Regions from separate parts of the Homo sapiens genome. Here all the other regions are linked to region 2. A link is a loop called in an ENCODE intact Hi-C map of the cell type or tissue named here. Cell type or tissue: Calu3. All regions are shown on one strand. Links, peaks and the distances in the headings refer to the core of each region. The heading gives the core; the rest is flanking DNA. Region 1 holds the start of MIR7157 (microRNA 7157). Region 2 overlaps LRP1B (LDL receptor related protein 1B). Region 3 overlaps LRP1B (LDL receptor related protein 1B).

Region 1 (6,052 bases), core at 2,107-4,606, 110 kb before region 2:
TTTTTGAGACAGCATCTCTCTCTGTTGCCCAGGCTGGAGTGAAGTAATGTGATCTCAGCTCACTCAACTTCTGCCTTCCAGGTTCAAGCAATTCTCGTGCCTCGGCCACCCAAATAGCTGGGATTACAGGCGAGCACCACCACATCCAGCTAACTTTTTATATTTTTAGTATAGATGGGGTTTCACCACGCTGGCCAGGCTTGTCTTGAACGCTTGGCTTCAAGTGATCCACTTGCCTTGACCTCCCAAACTGCTGGTATTACAGGCGTGAGCCACTGTGCCCAGCCAGTTTCTCCTTTAATATGTGTAAAACTATTTAGTTTTTCTTCCCTCTAAGATACGTCTTTACTTATATTATTTATATTTTCTCTGTTTTTATTTCTTAACATTTCATAATTATGCAATAATTAAGGTCATGTATCTTACTGACTTTAGTTTTAAATGTTAGCTTCTTTTAGTAATTTAACAATGTAATTGTACATTATTAAATGTATTTTATATATTAATGGTCAACCATATTCCTTTTGATGACTTATTTATTATTATGTGCTGCTAGAAATAATTTAGCATCTTGATTTTTATTTTTTTATATTCTCAAAATTCCTGTGTAAATAAAAGATCTTGTTATAATAACATTTTAAATCAAAGGACTATAAAAAAATGACTTTTCTGCTAAACAGTTTTGTTCTCTTCTATCAAATCAAAGCACTGTATAACTTAACAGTCTTCCCATAATGTCTTGGTTGCTAGGAAGTTCAGAAAAAGCACATGCTTGAGTTATTTAGCTGTAGTCATACAATACCTGAGTTTTTATTGTAAACTAGTTTAAATAATATTTAAATGGTTAAAATAATAATTAGTTTTAATCTTTTTTATCATTTTAAATGTTCTCAGAGAGTCAAACACAGGGAAATATTGCCTCAAGCTCAAATAAATTCATGTTAGTTTTCTTATGTGTAAAACTTACAAAAAACACATTATAACCTGCTCAAGAACAATACAAAAAATAAGAAATTCAGAGAAGAGAAAAATTAATATAAGTTATTTGAGAATTTTATGAATTCAAACATGAAACTTTTAAAACTACTTTTCCTTTTATCTGCTCAATTATTTCACCAAAGGAAATATTTTTAAGCTTATTTGTATGCTTCTCCCTCTGTTCAGTTTGTAAGCAAAGTTAATTTGGAAGAAATGTGCTCATATATATATATATATATATATGAGCAGAATGGCTTTTGTTAGCTATCTGTTATTTTAATCTTTGTAGATGAATTTATACAATGAGGCAGGTAGGAGAGGTGGCTGCTGGCCTTTTGATAAATTCTATCTGATGCCTAAAAATTGAAAGTTTCTAGGAAATGTTAAATCAATCCATCAGTATCAGTATCTCATGCTGAAGGGACACCAGTTATTTTCTGGATGAATACACTAGTTGCCCTAGATACTGACCATTATTCTTCTGTAAGAACACATCTCTTTTCAGACAGTCTGGCTTCAGTAATACTTTAATTTGCAAGACTAACCAAGCTGAACCATCACTGAAATGTATGTGGACTTAAATCAAAGGAATTGTGTAAGAAATAAACACTATTAAGCCTACTGCAATATCATTCCTATCTTACTGGATAGGAATATCAGTTACCCTGGATAGCTGAGGCCTTCAAAATAGCAAAATTTTGATTTTGGCCTTTTCTTTTTTTTAAGCTCTTTGTTTTTTTCATTTTATTCAGAGCATCCTTTTTATAATTTGTCTTTTAGTTTATTTACTCGTATACTCATTTCTTCAGTGAATTTTGCTGAACATAGCAATGCATCAGACTTTGGGTATATTGCTTTTGGAGATACAAAGATGAAAAACAAATTGCCTTTCTTTAGATGTTATTATTCCTACAAAAGAGGAAATGAGGCAACTTATGATTAATTATATAGTTATCATTCATGTTTATACAAATGTGTATGTGTGTAGTGAATGTAGTTACACAATTTTAAACTTGGTTTATTTTTTAAATTTCATAATTCAAGGGGGGATTTACAAGAATTAACGTTTTAACTCCTCAAAATGCATCCTATGAGGCATAAACTATTAGTCATATTCTACAGCAGAAATTAAGGTGTAGAAGGATTAAGAAATGTCCTCGGCTTACTAAACAACAGGTCTTATATCTAAGTTTCAAATTCATGTCTAAACAATCTAAGTTTATTAATTTCTCCCACATCATACTGCTTCCTGAAAAGCAGTATGTTCTATTTTACTACCAAGACTGCCTCCATGTCTAAAATATTCAAGATGTGGCACCATCTTCTTATGTATATGAATGTGTTATAAAATATATATCAAATGGCTGATCTTAGAGTTGGAAAATAATTTTAAGTCTAGCCCAAAATGTCAAATCTGAGATTCAAAAAGATTAAAATAATTGCTCAAGATCACACAGTTTTTTTGAACCAGTCCAACACTGAAACAATGTTATCTAACACTAATTTTAGTTTTCTTTTCACTTATTTCTTATTCTCACTTAGACACCTATATTTGGCAATGTCATATATTCATATAAACTTTATTATATACTCTGTGATCACATCTACACATTATCATTAAAGACAATAAAATTTAGACAACACAATCAACCATCTTTATTTTCATAATCTTTATTTCCCTTAGGTGGAAAATCAGTGATTTCAATGTCTTTGGCCTGCAGCTCATGCCATATCATGTGTGTTTAATAAGTCTTTAATAAGTCTTATTCCTGTTTAAATTCATTGGCAATGCAAGGGCCTTGTTTTACAGACTTATAGAACATAAATCAGCTTAGATCTTTAAAAGTGTCTTTAAAAAAACTCAAATAGATGTTTCCCTTTTTTTCTATTCTGAATGTCTAAAAATCTATGAGCACACTAACTTATGCTCCTAGAAAAATGGACTAGACAGACATTTCTTGATCCTTATGTACAACTTAAAACTCTAGAAATTATACATAAAACAAACATAAGGTGACTATAAAAGTAGAGAGAAAAAGCAACCCAGCTGGGTATCTTGGGACCAAGAAATTCCATGGAAGTGTGTTTCCTAAGTGTCATTTTGTCTCATATATCTCAGACTCAAATCGTATAAGCTGGCAACCCAGAAATGGCAACATACACAGAAAAAATAAAAATAATAATCTGCTCTCTCTAGCTAAAAGACCAGGAAAGAAACAACCTAGCAAGCACAGCAGAAAACTTTACTATAGCCAGCCACCACAGGAAAAAGGCTGTGACACACCCACACCAGCAAAGGCCAAGTGGGGATCCTGGGCTTCCACACACCCCTGATGGTAATGAAGTGTCCACCCCTTCTCTGCTGAGGTGGTGTCAGAAGCAGCTCACTGGAGGGTCAGGACTTCCACCATCATCCTCTAGGTGACACTGTAGAGGCCATCTAGGTAGCCTGAACTCCCACTCTTCATCCAGTAGCACAGAGGAGTCCCAATTTCATCTCTGGTGCCAATGAATGCTGAATGGGGGACCTGCTACTCCGATAGGGTAGCACCCCTCACTTTCCCCTCCTAGACCGATGTCAGGGAAAGACAGTTAAAAACAGAAGGGTTGAAAATACGGAGATACATGCAGTAGAACATGTTCAAGTTCAAACAAAATTACTCATCATACCGAGAACTAGGAAGATTTCAAAGAGACTGAAAAAATCACAACTAATAGATGCCAACACCAAGATGACAGGGGTGTAAAAATTATCTGAAAAAGATTTAAAAGTAGCTATAATAAAATTTTTTTAAAAATAAAGGCTTTAGGAAAGAAATGGAAAATCTCAGTAAAAAAAATAGAAGAAAGAAACCGGAACAAAATGGAAATTTTAGAACTGAACGTAAAATAACTTAAATAAAAAGTTCAGTGAATAAACTCAACAGCAGAATGGAGGAAATGGAAGATGTGTCAGTAAACTAAAAAGTAGAATAATAGAAAATAGCCAGTCACAACAACAAAGAAAAAGCAGAAAGAAAGAAAACTGAACGAAGCTCCAGTGACCTGTGAGACTATAGTAAAAGACCTAACATTCATGTCAAAGAGTCCTACAAGGAGAGGAGAAAGCGTGGGGCTAAAAAGGACTTGAAAAATGTCAAGGCTGAAAACCACCAATCTGGCAAGAGACATATACCTACAGATTCGAGAAGCAGACTAAAGCTCAGAGACTATAAACCCAAGACGCATCATAATTTAACTTCTGAAATTGTGATTTGTGACAACATGGGTGAACTTGGAGTACATTATGCTAAATGAAATGAGCCAGACACAGAAAGACAAATACTTCATGAGCTCACACGTGGTATCTAAAAAGTCAGACTCTTATTAGTAGAGAGTAGAATAGTAGCTACCAAAGGCTGGAGTGAAGATGGGATGGGGAATAAGATGTTGGTCAAAGGATACAAATTTCCAGTTAGACACGAGAAATTAACTTTGGAGATAAATAGCACAAAAATTAGTAAGTACATGGGTGTTATGATTAACATGTTAATTAGCCTGAAGAATCATTCCACAATACATACATATATCAAAACATCACCTTGTACTCCTGAGATATACACAATTATTATTTGCTGATTAAAAATAAAAATAAACTTCTGAAAACTAGAGACAAGAAGCAAATCTTAATAGCAGCGAGGGGGAAATGACATGTTACATAGAAGAAAACAATTTTAATAATAATAGATATCTCATCAGAAATCACAGAGAACAGAAAGAAGTGGCCCAATATTTCTCAAATATGAAATGAAAACTGTCAACCCAGTGACCTATGCCAAGTGAAAATATCAGAAATAAAGAGAACATCAAAACAGTCTCAGATGAAAGGAAATTAAGATAATATGCCACAACAGATGGCAAAGAATGGACAAAAGGAATTTTCGAAAGCAATAGGGAAGTAAGCAATTAAAGAAGAAGCCTGTGAACATCAAGAAAAAAGAAAGAACACTGTGAGCAAAAATACGGGTACATAAAAGTAGGCTTTCCTTATACTGAGTTTTCTAAGTTGTTTGATGGTTGAAGCAAAAAAAATCTAACACTGTTGTGTGCAGAGTAAATCTTGAAGATAATTATATTACAAACAGGGGAGGCTAAAGAAACATAAAGGGATGTAAAGTTTCTATGCTTCGCTTTACTGGGTAAATGGTGATGCTTGTAGACTGATAAGTAATGAATATATACTGCAGTACCTAAAGCAACTGCTAAAAAAGTTAGACAGAGAATATACCTGACGACACTATAGATATATGAAAGACATTTTGTAGATGTGGATAGATTATTCTAAAACTTATGCAAAATGGCAAAGAAAATAAAATAACTAAAATAACTTTGAAAATCAAGGCTGTGTGTTATTGACAGAGTGGCAAACTCATTAAATAAATGGAAAAGAACAGGGAACCCCAATATAGACACCTACAATTATGCCCAAATGATTTTTGAAAAAAGTATACAAGCAATTAGAGAAAAGATGGACATCCAGCTGGGTGCATTGGCTCGTGCCTGTAATCCCAGCACTTTGGGAGGCCAAGGCGGGTGGATCACGAGGTCAGGAGATCAGCCTGGCTAACACGGTGAAACCCTGTCTCTCCTAAAAATACAAAAAATCAGCCGGGTGTGGTGGCACACGCCTGTAGTCCCAGCTAACTCGGGAGGCTGAGGCAGGAGAATCTCTTGAACCCAGGAGGCAGAGGTTGCAGTGAGCCGAGACTGCACCACGCACTCCATCCAGCCTGGGCAACAGAACGAGACTCCGTCTCAAAGAAAAAAAAAAAAAAAAGATGGACATCCATAGGCAAAAAAGTGGACCTTGACCTAAGTTTCTGACCAAATGCAAAAATAAGTTCAAAATGAATTACGAATGTAAATGTGAAATGTGAAACTATAACATTTTTAGAAAAAATAGAATAAAATCTTTGGAATCTAAGGCTAGGCAAAGAATTCTTAGTCTTAGCATCAAAAGCATGAACCATGACAAAGAAATATAAATTAAAAATAATCAAAATAAATTTTGCTCAGCATAAATCTCATGTGAAAA
Region 2 (6,052 bases), core at 1,179-3,678:
TGTTTCATTTTTTGCATATAAATTGTTCTAGTATAATTCATTAAATTCATTATTTTTCAATTTATTTGTAATGCTAACTAGGCAATGTATAATCAATTTACATAAAAGTTATATATAAATATGGATCTGCCTCTGAGCCCTCTGTTCTTTTTCATTTAATTGTTTTTTATTGGTAATATCATATTGTGTTAATTACTTTCACTTTTTAATAATAAAGACAATTGTGTCAAGGAGAGACTACAAATTTATATTTCTTTAAAATTGCCTTGGCAATTGGTGATATTTTGCTCTTCTATGTGAATTCTACTATCAACATGTGCAGTTTCATTAAAATATCATTTTGGCTGCTTTTTGTTTGTTTTTAGAAACAGGGTCTCACTCTGTCACCCAGGCTAGAGTGCAGTGGTGCAATCATAGCTCACTATGGCCTCAAAACCCTGGACTCAAGAGATCCTCCCACCTCAGCCTTCGAAGGATCTAGAACAACAGGTGTGTGCCACCACACTGAGACATTTTGGCATTTTGAATTGCATTAAATTTACAGATAATTTGGGATAATTTTCCATGGCTATGGAAATTGACTTTTTGCATCATGAAAGTAACACTCTCCCCCTTTAAGATTATCTTTTATGTCCTTCATAAACATTTTAAAATTTTCTATGTTAATGTTTTGTGAATACTTTGTTGTTATTACTAGCTTAAGAATAGCTTTTTTAAGATCACATTACTTTTTTTGGGGTGGGTGGCGGGGGGGCGTGGAGAGTCACACTCTGTCACCCAGGCTGGAGTATGGTGGTGCAATCTTGGCTCACTGCAACCTCTGCCTCCTAGGTTCAACTGATTCTCATATCTCAGCCTCCTGAGTAGCTGGAATTGCAGGCATACGACAACATGCCCAGCTAATTTTTGTATTTTTAGTAAAGACAGGGTTTTGCCATTTTGGCCAGGCTAGTCTCGAACTCCTGGCCTCAAGTGATCCACCCACCTCAGCTCCCCAGAGTGCCGGGATTACAGGCATGAGCCACCGCTCCAGGCCTAATCACATTTCTCGATTAGTCATTGGATGTAGGGACACCATTTGAATTTATATTAAGCAATATTTGCTTTTTTTAAAAAATATGCTATGTTTAGTTAAAACAAAACATCAGAATGCATCCCACTAAATAAGCATATTCTTTGGTAAAACAGAAACATATATACTTAGCTACAGTGTAAAATGTGAAATTTGTTAACTTAGATTACAGGCATTTAAGGACACTAGTTTAAGTTTGAAGCTGTTAAGTTCCTTACGCCATTACTTTATATTTTTTTAATTAGTGGGAATACATAGATATATTGTTACTGACTTTATATTCCTAAAACAAATGTTATTTCCCTCCATCTTTAATAATTCAGTTATAGAATTATGTATTTCCTTAGTAGTCTGAAGATTTTACTCTTGTTGCTGATGAGAAGTCTGTTTAAATACCATTGTCTTCCTTCTGCAGATAGTGTCTACTACTTCTGGTAGCATCTTAAGATTTTCCCTTTTTCATGATCTTCTGCAGTTTTACTTCAATTGCTGACTTAATTTAATTATTCTTAACGCTTACAGCAAATTTCCCATCTAGAGACATTTCTTTCTTCATTTCTAGTAAACTCTGTGTCATTATCACTTTGAGTATTACTTTTCTATCATCTGTCTCTTCTTTGCCATTTGTCAACATTTATTAGCTAAAAGACTATTAAATCTATTAGTTTATCCTCCAAGTTTCACAAGTGTTCTCATGTTTTTTGTATCTTACTGCCTCTAACATTAATTAATTTCTTATTAATGAATTAGCATCTTATTTATGCATTATCACTTTCACTAGTACAATATAATTTTTATTTTATCAATAAAGATTACTTTTTAATTTTAATTATAGTGATCATATTTTTTTATTTCCAAGATATTCAATTGTTTTAATTTTAACAAATTTTTTTCTTACATATGTATATTTGGCCTCCTGGATGTCCCTATTTCTTGTTCTTTTCATACTTTTTTTTTCTTTGCTTCTTTGATGAACCCCAAGTAAATATTCTTCAGATTCTCCTATCATTTTCATTTTCATTCATCTTCTGCTTGGTGGGGTTTTTTAAGCTGTCTTTCTTAAGAATCCATGTGTTGTGGAAATTGAATTTGAGCATCCTAAAGGGGTTATTTTTTAACCTCTCTTTTAGTACTCACTTCTCTCTACTGGGTGGTTTTAGAGTGGACTTCATTGAGCCTCTGCGTCTTAAACTGCAGCCCTCTCTTTCATAATTCATTTGAGTTTTTGCTCCACAGAGCATATGAGAGCTTGTAGAGTCAATAACTTGCAATGGACTTGCATCAGAGCTGGTCATAAGGCAGTTTCTGTGGCCTCTAAGCTTCTAGGGTTAGTCACTTCCTACAAGTCATTGGCCTAACAGTAGATGGCACAGCTTTATTTCAGGCTTGCTTCCCTGTGGGGCAGTATTCCCCAGTCCTTGGATTAAGTAAATTCTTTTTAGATGCTGTCTCTCTGTAGCATCTATGTAGCCTGGAATCTCAGAATTCTGTTTCAGTCATTTTCTCTGCTTTGTATTTCTGTTCTGTTTATCACTCAAAGAAAAGTCTATCTTGCTTTTTGAGATTAGCTATCTCTAATTTTCATTTTAAATATATTTTATAAATCGTTACTGTGGTTTTAAAGTCAGAAATGGCCTAAAAGTGTAGACTTTTAACAGTGTCTTCACCAGGTATCTTGATTCTTCATAGGAAAAGTGAACTACTGCATTTTCCTCTTTTTATACTGTGAACTTCCAAAGGGTAGAAGGAAGACATTTTCATCCTTATTCGCTCATACCTAATAATCTATGGCACACTGTAAGCACTTAATAAATATTGAATTGTATTTTATGGCTATTGTCATCTTTTAAACCTGAGGCCAAAATGTTCATTCTATGTGAATTGGGAAGTTAAAGAAGAAAGCCTTTATCCCATCCATTTCTTATATTCAGCTATATGAAGGATCAAAGTCTGAATCTGATAGTGAAATTTAGAACTCTCTGATATTTTTAACACCTAAAAATATGAATCTAGTTAAATACTTAAAACATGAATACTTAAAAACATGAAAATAATTTTGGGTAACAAGTTAGAGATATAACAAAAGAACATATAGTTTTTCAGATTTAATAAAATGGAATACCTAGATGGAAACACATTTTACATCTTACTTATATTTATTTATATGTGCCAATAACTGGGTGTTTTGAGGGTTTTAGTTTTGATTTGTTTTGTCTGTTTTCTTTTTTGGTCTGGCAAGTTAAACTATACATTCACCTAAAAAGCTTTCAGAGAGGATTGCAATGGTTAAGCAAAGGGCAACTTCTTGGCAGGAGGTGGGGTGTGGTAGGGAGGATATTCAGAAAGATTCGTATAAACTATCAATACAGACTAATTATATTTTTTAAGTTTTAGTCAGACCTTAATGCACTACTTTATATCTATAATTATTGTAATTATTTCTGATTGTCTAACTACTCTAATTCATATGCTAAAAATAATTTAAGACAAAAATCATTGTCCTCAATCAGAGGTTGCCAACCCCTGGACCACAGATGAGTACTGGTCCATGGCTTGTTAGGAGCCAGGAGGAATAGCAGGAGGTGAGCAGCAGGTGACTCAGCATTATCATGTGAGCTCCACCTGCTGTCAGATCAGCAATGGCATTAGAGTTTCATACGAGCGCAAACCCTATTATGAGGGATCCAGATTGTGTGCTCCTTTTGAGAATCTAACTATTACCTGATGATCTGAGGTGGAACAGTTTCATCCCAAAACCATCCCCTGCCTTCGTCCATGAAAAAATTATCTTCCATCAAACCAGTTCTTGTTGTTCAAAAGGTTGAGGACCACTGTCCTAAATGATCCACAAATGTGTCACAAATACAGTACAATAATTTTATATTAAAATCATGCTTATTTATATATTCTTTAGATACACTTTCTCATAAAATTTTCATAGAAAATGTATGGGTTGATTTTCCATTTTGTAGGTAAGGAAATAAACACATAGAAGTACAGAGGAAACAAACAGCAAACTGTGATTTGAACCCTGGGCTCGACCGATGTTTCAAACTCTTGGCCATCATGTTTCACTTCCCTACATATGTTTCAACACTTCCCTACAGTCAGTAAAGTGTCATGGATTCTACTGGCTTTGATTTTGGATGACAGAATTAGAGTGATTTGATTGTATGTATACTTTAATTAAAATGTTTTCAGTTTAATTTACTACGGTTGAAACAGGATCTAAAATATGACAAAACCTCCTAGGGCATCTTTGCCTTCAGACACGGCACTCACAACCCTTACAGTTCATCAGACCTAAACATAACACTGAGTGATCTCATGAAATATAAATCCTACTTTTAATACTCTATTATATGAATATATATATACATATATATGTATTAGCATTACAACACTCTCGTTTTTTTCATCATCTTATCTTGGATATTTGTACACCAATGTTCATTGCAGCATTAATCATAATAGCCAATTGTAGAAACAACCCAAGTGTCCTTAAACAAATGACTGGATAAAAATATGTGGTATGTACATACAGTGAAATATTATTCAGCCATAAAAAGAATGAAGTTCCAATATATGCTATATCATGGATGCACCTTGAAAACACTATGCTAAGTGAAACAAGCCAGGCGCAAAGGACAAATACATGATGATTCCACTTATATGAAATATCTAGAATTAGAAAATTCATAGAGACAGAAAATATCCATTACCAAGGGCCAGGGAAAGGGGGAAATGGGGAGATATTGCCTTACACAGAGTTTCTATTTGAAGTGATGAAAAAGTTTTAGAAATATAGTGTTGATGGCTGCAAAATACTGGAAATGTAATAAAAGCCACTGAATTGTACACTTAAAAATGGGTAAAATCTCAAATGTTATTTTATATATGTGGATATACATGTATATTTGCCCCAATTTTAAAAATTATAATGAAATATACCAAAAAAGATTGAGTGTACACTTTTTGGTGCATTGTATGATGTGTAAACTATACCTAAATAAAATGGTTTTTTTTTTTAAGCTGCTTATTTTGGCAGACCAAGACATTCAACATCACGTCATTCCCTACTTCATCTCACATCAATTCATGCCATACTACCTGCATTTCAATCATACCAAATGACTCCTTGTCTACTCCATGCTTTTCATGTCTTTGTACTAAACATTTTCTGAATGCTTAGCCCAGAAGAGTAATTTTCAGTCTTTTTGATCTGAGGATCTTTATACTCTTAATCATTACTGAAGACTCCAGAGTCTGTGTATGTGGGTCATGTCTATATCTATTTACCATATTAGAAATTTAAACTTAAATTGTTTTAAATATTTATCAATGTTTTTAAAGTTAGAATAATGCAACAATTGCGTTCATCTAAATAGCACCTTCTAAGAAAAGTAACTATTTCTTCAAAAATAATAACAAGAAATAATAACAAGAAATCATTGTTTTACAATGTTACAAATATATTTAATATCCATCTTACTAAAAGACAGCTGGATTCTCCTATCTGCCTCTTTATCCTCTCATTGTGTTGTTTTGGTTGAAGCATATGAAGAGCTTCCAGCCTCCCGAAGTTGTGTAATTGGAAAAGAGAGGAGCGTTTTAATAATAGCCTTTACAGATAACTGAGTATTCTTTCATATTACACCAACACGTGACAAGTGGTGGTTACTTAAAGGTTAGTTGCAGTGTGGAATCTGAAACCATAGTGATGAACTTTTCATCCTCTATTACATTAAAATTCATTGGTCTATCTTGCACTTTGAATAAATCATTTACTCATGCATGATTTTATCATGTCATTTGAAAATATTGGTTCTCTAACTTATGCATAGCTTCTAAATGTTGACACATTTTATTATGCAATACTCCCAAATCACATGCATTAATATTATCACCATGTCAACAGAAAAGCCTGTAAGTACTGGGAAGCTGTCAAGGTTACTGTGGTGGATACAAGACTTCTACTCT
Region 3 (6,052 bases), core at 1,970-4,469, 170 kb after region 2:
GAGAAAAATGACATGGTAGATGGGTGGTAGAGAAGAAGCATACAAAAGAAGAGTTAGATTTCACTTTCTCCATGGTTACAGACAACTCCCTTACAGGGTGGGGGAGGAGAGTTTGGCGGCAATGTGTAAAACGAAGTAAGAGAATTGTGCATCTATCTATCTATCTATCTATCTATCTATCTATCTATCTATCTATCTATCTAATTTATCTAATTTATCTATTTAAGTTATTTAACAAACACTTTTAAAGTGCTTAGTACTTGCCAGGTATCTTCTAACTGCCTAAAAGAGACTAATGTGGCCGGGCGCAGTGGCTCACGCCTGTAATCCCAGAACTTTGGGAAGCCGAGGAGGGCAGATCACCTGAGGTCAGGAGATCAATATCAGCCTAGCCAACATGGGGAAACCTCATCTCTACTAAAATTACAAAAATTAGCTGGACAAGGTGGCACGTGACTGTAATCCAAGCTACTTGGGAGGCAGAGGCTGGAGAATCGCTTGAACCTGGGAGGCGGAGGTTGCAGTGAGCCAAGATCGTGCCACTGCACTCCAGCCTGAGAGACAGAGTGAGATTCCATCTCAAAAAACAAAGAGAAAGACTGATGTATTTAATCTTTATAACAATTCCATTTTACAGATTTACAAACAAGCAAACAAACAAATACTAATGTAGAGAAACAAACTAATACTAATGCACAAGAAGTCAGGATTTGACAAATTTGGAATTTGAACCCAAGCAATCTGGCTCTAGACTAAGCTGATTGCTATGAAGGTATTTTTTTTGGAATTTACTGTTTGACTGAACAATCTAGTTCTATTTAGTAAATTATATTTTGTAGTAAAAAGAGTTGAAAGTTATACTAATAGCTAATGTCAGACCTATTTAGGATCACGAGGACATATGCAAACAAACCCACTGAAATTGCTCTCACTAAAATTATCACTGACCTTTTTCCAGGTTGCCAAATCCAATGAATGCATTTATGTCTTTATTTTTATTGGCTTTTCTACAAAAGCAAATACTGTTGGCTAGTGTTAGCTTGAAACTGTTCCTTTTGTGTGTGTGTGTGCGCATGCACACGCTTTCTCTTTTTGTCCTGAAATCTGTTGGTGCCCTTTTTCTGAGCATTCTTCTTTGCCTTCCTTTTTAGTGTTGCAGTTTCCAAGGCTCTATCATTGCCCTTTTTCATTTTCTGTAATACTCTTAAGAAATCTTATCTACATTTTGCCTTCAATCTACAATTGAATAACTATGAAAGTTCTAGTTTTAGACCAAAGCTTCCTTCCTTTTTAGCCTTAAATATTCAACTGTATCCCAGAAGTATCTCAAATTCAGCACATTTCAAAGTTTAATTTTTCAGATAATCCTTTAAGTGAAGTGTCTGCAAATGATGGCCTAAAGGCTAATACTGGCCGGTGAGCAACTTGTTTGTACGGTTGGAAAAAAAAACCAAATGAAGAATACTATTTCATGGCACATAAAACTTGTATGAAATTCAAATTTCAGTGTCCAGAAATTAAGTTTTATTGGCACACAGCCACACTTATTCATTTCCCATATGACTGCTTTCACATTACAACTGCAGCAGAGTAACTGCAACAGAGAACACATGGCCCACAAGTCCTCAAATATTCATTATTATTATTTGGCCTTTCACAGAATACATTTGCTGACCCTCTCTCTTAAAGCCATCCCATATTCTTCCTCCTTTCCCCAGGTTTCCCACTCAAATCTCTATCACCACTTTTTAATGATTTCAACTCTAAGTATATCTCATCAGAGACCATTTCACCTACAAGCATCTCCCAGATTTTGGCATCAGCCACCTCCTGATCTACTGAAGTAGCTTCCTGTAATGGTTATCTTTATATGTAAATTTGACTAGTCTAGAGAATGTCTAGATAGCTGGTAAAATGTTATTTCTGGGTGTGTTTCTGGAAGAGATGAGTATATGAATTAGTATACTGGGTTAGAAGTTTCCTGCCCTTGCCATTACAGGGAAGCATCATCCAATCTGTTGAAGGCCGAAATAGAATAAAAAGGTAGAGGAAAGGCAAGTTTGTTTCCTGTTTGAGCTACGACATATATCTTATCCTACACTCCATAATTGGCACTCCTGGTTCCTGGGCCTGTGAACTCCTGGACCTGGACTTATGCCATTATCCACCTACCCTTCCTGGTTTTTAGGCCTTCAGATTTGGATTGAGTTACACCACTGGTTTTCCTGGTTCTCCTGTTTGCCTACAGTAGGTTGTGGAACTTCTTGGCCTCCATAAGCATATGAGTTACTTTCTAAAATCAATCTCTCTATCTCTGTGTGTCTGTGTGTGTGTATATATATATATGTGTTACACACACACACATATATATTCTATACATACATACACACACATATACACTTCAATCCTGTCTCTCCAATCAATCCTTTACAAATTTCTATCATGCAAATCTGTTCTTTTTACTCCTTTGACCATTTTTTAAAAAATTGTTTCTCTCCTTTTCTTAGAGGAATGGTTCTGAAGGCAGCATCATATCCCCTGGGAATTTGTTAAAGATGCAAAATGTCAAACCCCACCTAAGACCTACTGAATCAGAATCTCTGGGTAACGCCCCCCAATATGTGTTTTAATAAGCCCTCCATTAATTTTAATGCACACTTATGTTTAACATCATTGGAACCATTTATCCCAGAGGAAAAAACTGTGTATTTCTTTGTGGGGATATTATTTGAGTGTGAGCATGATCTGACCCCTGCCCAATCTTGTCTCTGATTTATTCTTTCCTCACTTGCTGCTTCGATCTGCAAATGTGAAAATGCAACCCCTCCAAGTTAGTAATTTGCCTCAGGTAACATGGCTAGTGACTGACATGAGGGAAGAATTAAACTTAGCTAATCCCAAGGTTTGTTTCGTTTTTAGTACCACACCCTGCTACTTTTAAATTTCATTTACTATACTCTTACATTCAAAATCCATCTATCATAACAATGATTGTATCTATCCTAATTGTTAATTTAGTCTGTTCCTCCTCTTAGACTATAAACTCCAGGAAGGTAAGGAAGTTTGTCCAAGGAGAATGTCAAGAAAACATGACTCTCTACTGCCATCTGGTGATATGATGCAACAATTCCAAGAGGAATATATGTGCATTTAATGTCTTCTGCTTGCAGAATGCAGTGAGTAAAACAAAAGCTTGGCTTCAGACTTCTGTTCAGATAACAGAACGATTATCCCCTGGCTGTTAGACCTTGAGCAATTTACTTAGTATTTCTCTGTCTTAGGTTCCTCATCTGTGAAACTGGATGGCTAACAATTTTTCTCACGGAAATGCAATGATAATCAAGTTAGCTGCTATTATAATTATCGATATTGTTATCAAGGACTTAGCTAGACTCTATAGTTGACACAAAGAAATAAATGAAACACTGTTCCTTAAATATTTTATAATCTAGGCGAGTAGGTAAGACAGAGTTAGGAAATGATTAATGAATAAATAAATAAATAACCATACAAGCTTTAAATGCTGAGTCCTTATGGTGTTAACTATGAATGTAGAGGAGGTAAAATTTGAGCTAGTATAAGAATTTATAATTGGTATGTGTGAGAAGGAGTCTTAGATGGAGAATTGTTCCTGCAAGTCTTTGCACACATTGAGACTAACAACTGTAAAGTACTAATAAAAATGATATAAGTGCACATTTATATTACAAAGTCATAATCACAAAACCATTTTTATTTAATGCTTCATTATATAATCCCAGATCTCATTATCCAAAGAAAAACTAACACATGACCCAAAAAGTGTTTATTGTAAATGAGTGTTATTGTTGCTATTATTTTTTAATATACCTGAAACTTAATTAATAGTTGTATTTTACTGATAAAAATATAGTTAGATTAGATGGCTTCGTGAATTATATATTTTTAACTTAAAGAAAAACCTACATTGTGTTAAATGGTGATTAAACTCAACGTTTACAAGATCCTATGATTTAGATACATTATCTCCAGTTTGAAAAAGCAGATACAGAGAAGTTAAATAACTTGCCAATAATGTCCAATAACACATTAATAGCTGAGACTCATGAATCTGAAATAAAACTATGCTAATGATGAAGGGTACATCACGCAATTAATAAATCATATGTTTAGGATTTGAACCCAGGCCATGCCATTAATTCTAAGCTTGGCTCCCTCATGCTGTAAATTTTTCTAATTAATATTTAAAATACCCACTACTGCTCCTTCATATTGCATATGTTTAAGCTGTGGTTTGTTTCTTCCTAATCCCATATAACAACAACATTAAAAACCAAAGAGATCTAAAATATATTTCTAAAATATTCTGCTTAAATATCCAATAACCAATTTGGAACTTTGTGTGCATAATGAATGCTTACTTGTAAGAAAACTGGTGCTGAAACTTTTATTAATTTCCTACTTGGAGGATTAGATAATGGCAAATAGTATTTGTAACCTTTATTTCTTTAATTTGTGAAAGATATATTTCAATTTTATAGTACTGAATGTCATGTATTTTTTAAATTTATTATTTGTTTCATGAACATCATGTTATTATTCACCAGAATACGGGCTATTATTATTGTATTTGTGTTAATGCTGAGCCTTTGTCACCATTTTCATTTTAATTCTATCCTCGGTAATAAAATAGTCGATATGTTCCTGCATCTTTTTTCCCTAGCAGTGGAAGTGTTACTTCACTGAAGCAGATAAACAGGACAGATAATGATTATTATATGCTCAGTGATCCTTATAATGGGGAAAGGTAGAATGTTCTCTGATCACTCTCAAAATTGCAAACTGACTGAATTTCATTTAGGAAATAGCAAGTTCTTTTCATAGGTGATATTCTCTAAATGTATTTAAAGACTAGAATATTTGCCCTGAATCCTGGGAAAATATGTTAAATTACATCCACATAGTAAAATCTTGCTTATTTTATGTAAAGAGGAAAAATCATATATAAATCATATTTTGAGTTAAGGAAAGATGTCAAGGATGCCTCCCCCCACCAAAAAATGACAATGAATGTCTCGTTTCTTTCCTATATATGCATAAATATCAGGAAAGCTTGAGAGTATCGTGGTTCTTCCTGTTCTATGAATTTACTAAGGGTCATGCCAATGCAGGCGAATTAGACAGTGCAGTTAGTAAATGAAGGAGAAGGACATTGATCCTATTTTGGGTGAGGAGGAATGATGCAATACATAGATGATGCAATACATAGATGAAGGCCATTTTTCATGGTCCAGTTCATTTAGATTGCACTGAACATACAAATTATTATTACTACAAAATGCCAAACAATCTGAGGGACAAAAATACAGTTGTGTAAATAATTTTGCACTTGAAATAATCAAAACCATTCATATCTTATAAGTGCTTGTCATCTACAGTGTTTGCTTACAGCTAAGCATTCCTCTGTTGAAGGAAATTCTAGAGAAGCGTATTTTTTCATTATACTAGTGGCACATTGCTGGTCAGAATAATAACTTCTTGCCTTATTTAAATTTAATCAAATTCAATATATCTACTAAATCATTATTAAATGCAAAAATGACTAATCTATATACTTTTTTCTATAATGTCCTCATGCTTTTTAGCTTATAAGGTGAAAGAAGTCAAGAGTAGAAGAAAAAAATTAAAGTTATTGCTCACCTATGTAAGCAGTAGATATAGAAACCATATGTATAGAAACTCCCATGTAGCAAAGAAGGATCAATTATGTAAGAAAATAGAAACTGAGAAATTGAGAGTATCTGGGAAAATAACTAGATTCAATCAGATTGTCAGAGAAAGGACACAGAAAATTTTGCAGATGAGATTTTGGTAGAATAAATAGTATCAAGGGAGAATGAACGCAACACACTGAAGAAAGACAAAGGAGAGCCATGTGATATTGTCAACCAGAGAGGTAATTGGTTTTAGTCAAGTCTAAAAGATACTATAATACAAATTTTAAAAATAAGGCTCGATGTGTGGAACAAATGCCCTACATGCCAATGAGTTAGAAGGTCTGCTTATTCCACAC

The links. Peaks named below come from ENCODE experiments on the same cell type or tissue, not always from the same donor. Only the 100,000 strongest peaks of a DNase experiment are listed, where the experiment ranks them.
Region 1: it touches region 2 in a loop (2.4-fold over the local background); 3 of 110 quality-filtered maps call a loop at or near these places.
Region 3: it touches region 2 in a loop (2.9-fold over the local background); 3 of 110 quality-filtered maps call a loop at or near these places.

The regions. Positions count from the first base shown.
Region 1 is chr2:140,583,189-140,589,240 of GRCh38, forward strand. All of the region lies in intron 43 of LRP1B (LDL receptor related protein 1B), which reads right to left. MIR7157 (microRNA 7157) reads right to left here and starts at 3,497; the gene lies at 3,438-3,497. RefSeq lists a silencer at 3,276-3,325. In Calu3, for the core only: a CTCF peak has its summit at 3,419 (motif pointing right); a DNase peak (open chromatin) is centred at 3,393.
Region 2 is chr2:140,692,972-140,699,023 of GRCh38, forward strand. All of the region lies in intron 41 of LRP1B (LDL receptor related protein 1B), which reads right to left. Among named protein-coding and RNA genes, the nearest start is that of MIR7157, 110 kb to the left of the region's middle. In Calu3, for the core only: no CTCF peak of the experiment used is centred there; a DNase peak (open chromatin) is centred at 2,420.
Region 3 is chr2:140,860,826-140,866,877 of GRCh38, forward strand. All of the region lies in intron 27 of LRP1B (LDL receptor related protein 1B), which reads right to left. Among named protein-coding and RNA genes, the nearest start is that of MIR7157, 280 kb to the left of the region's middle. In Calu3, for the core only: a CTCF peak has its summit at 3,119 (motif pointing left); no DNase peak of the experiment used is centred there.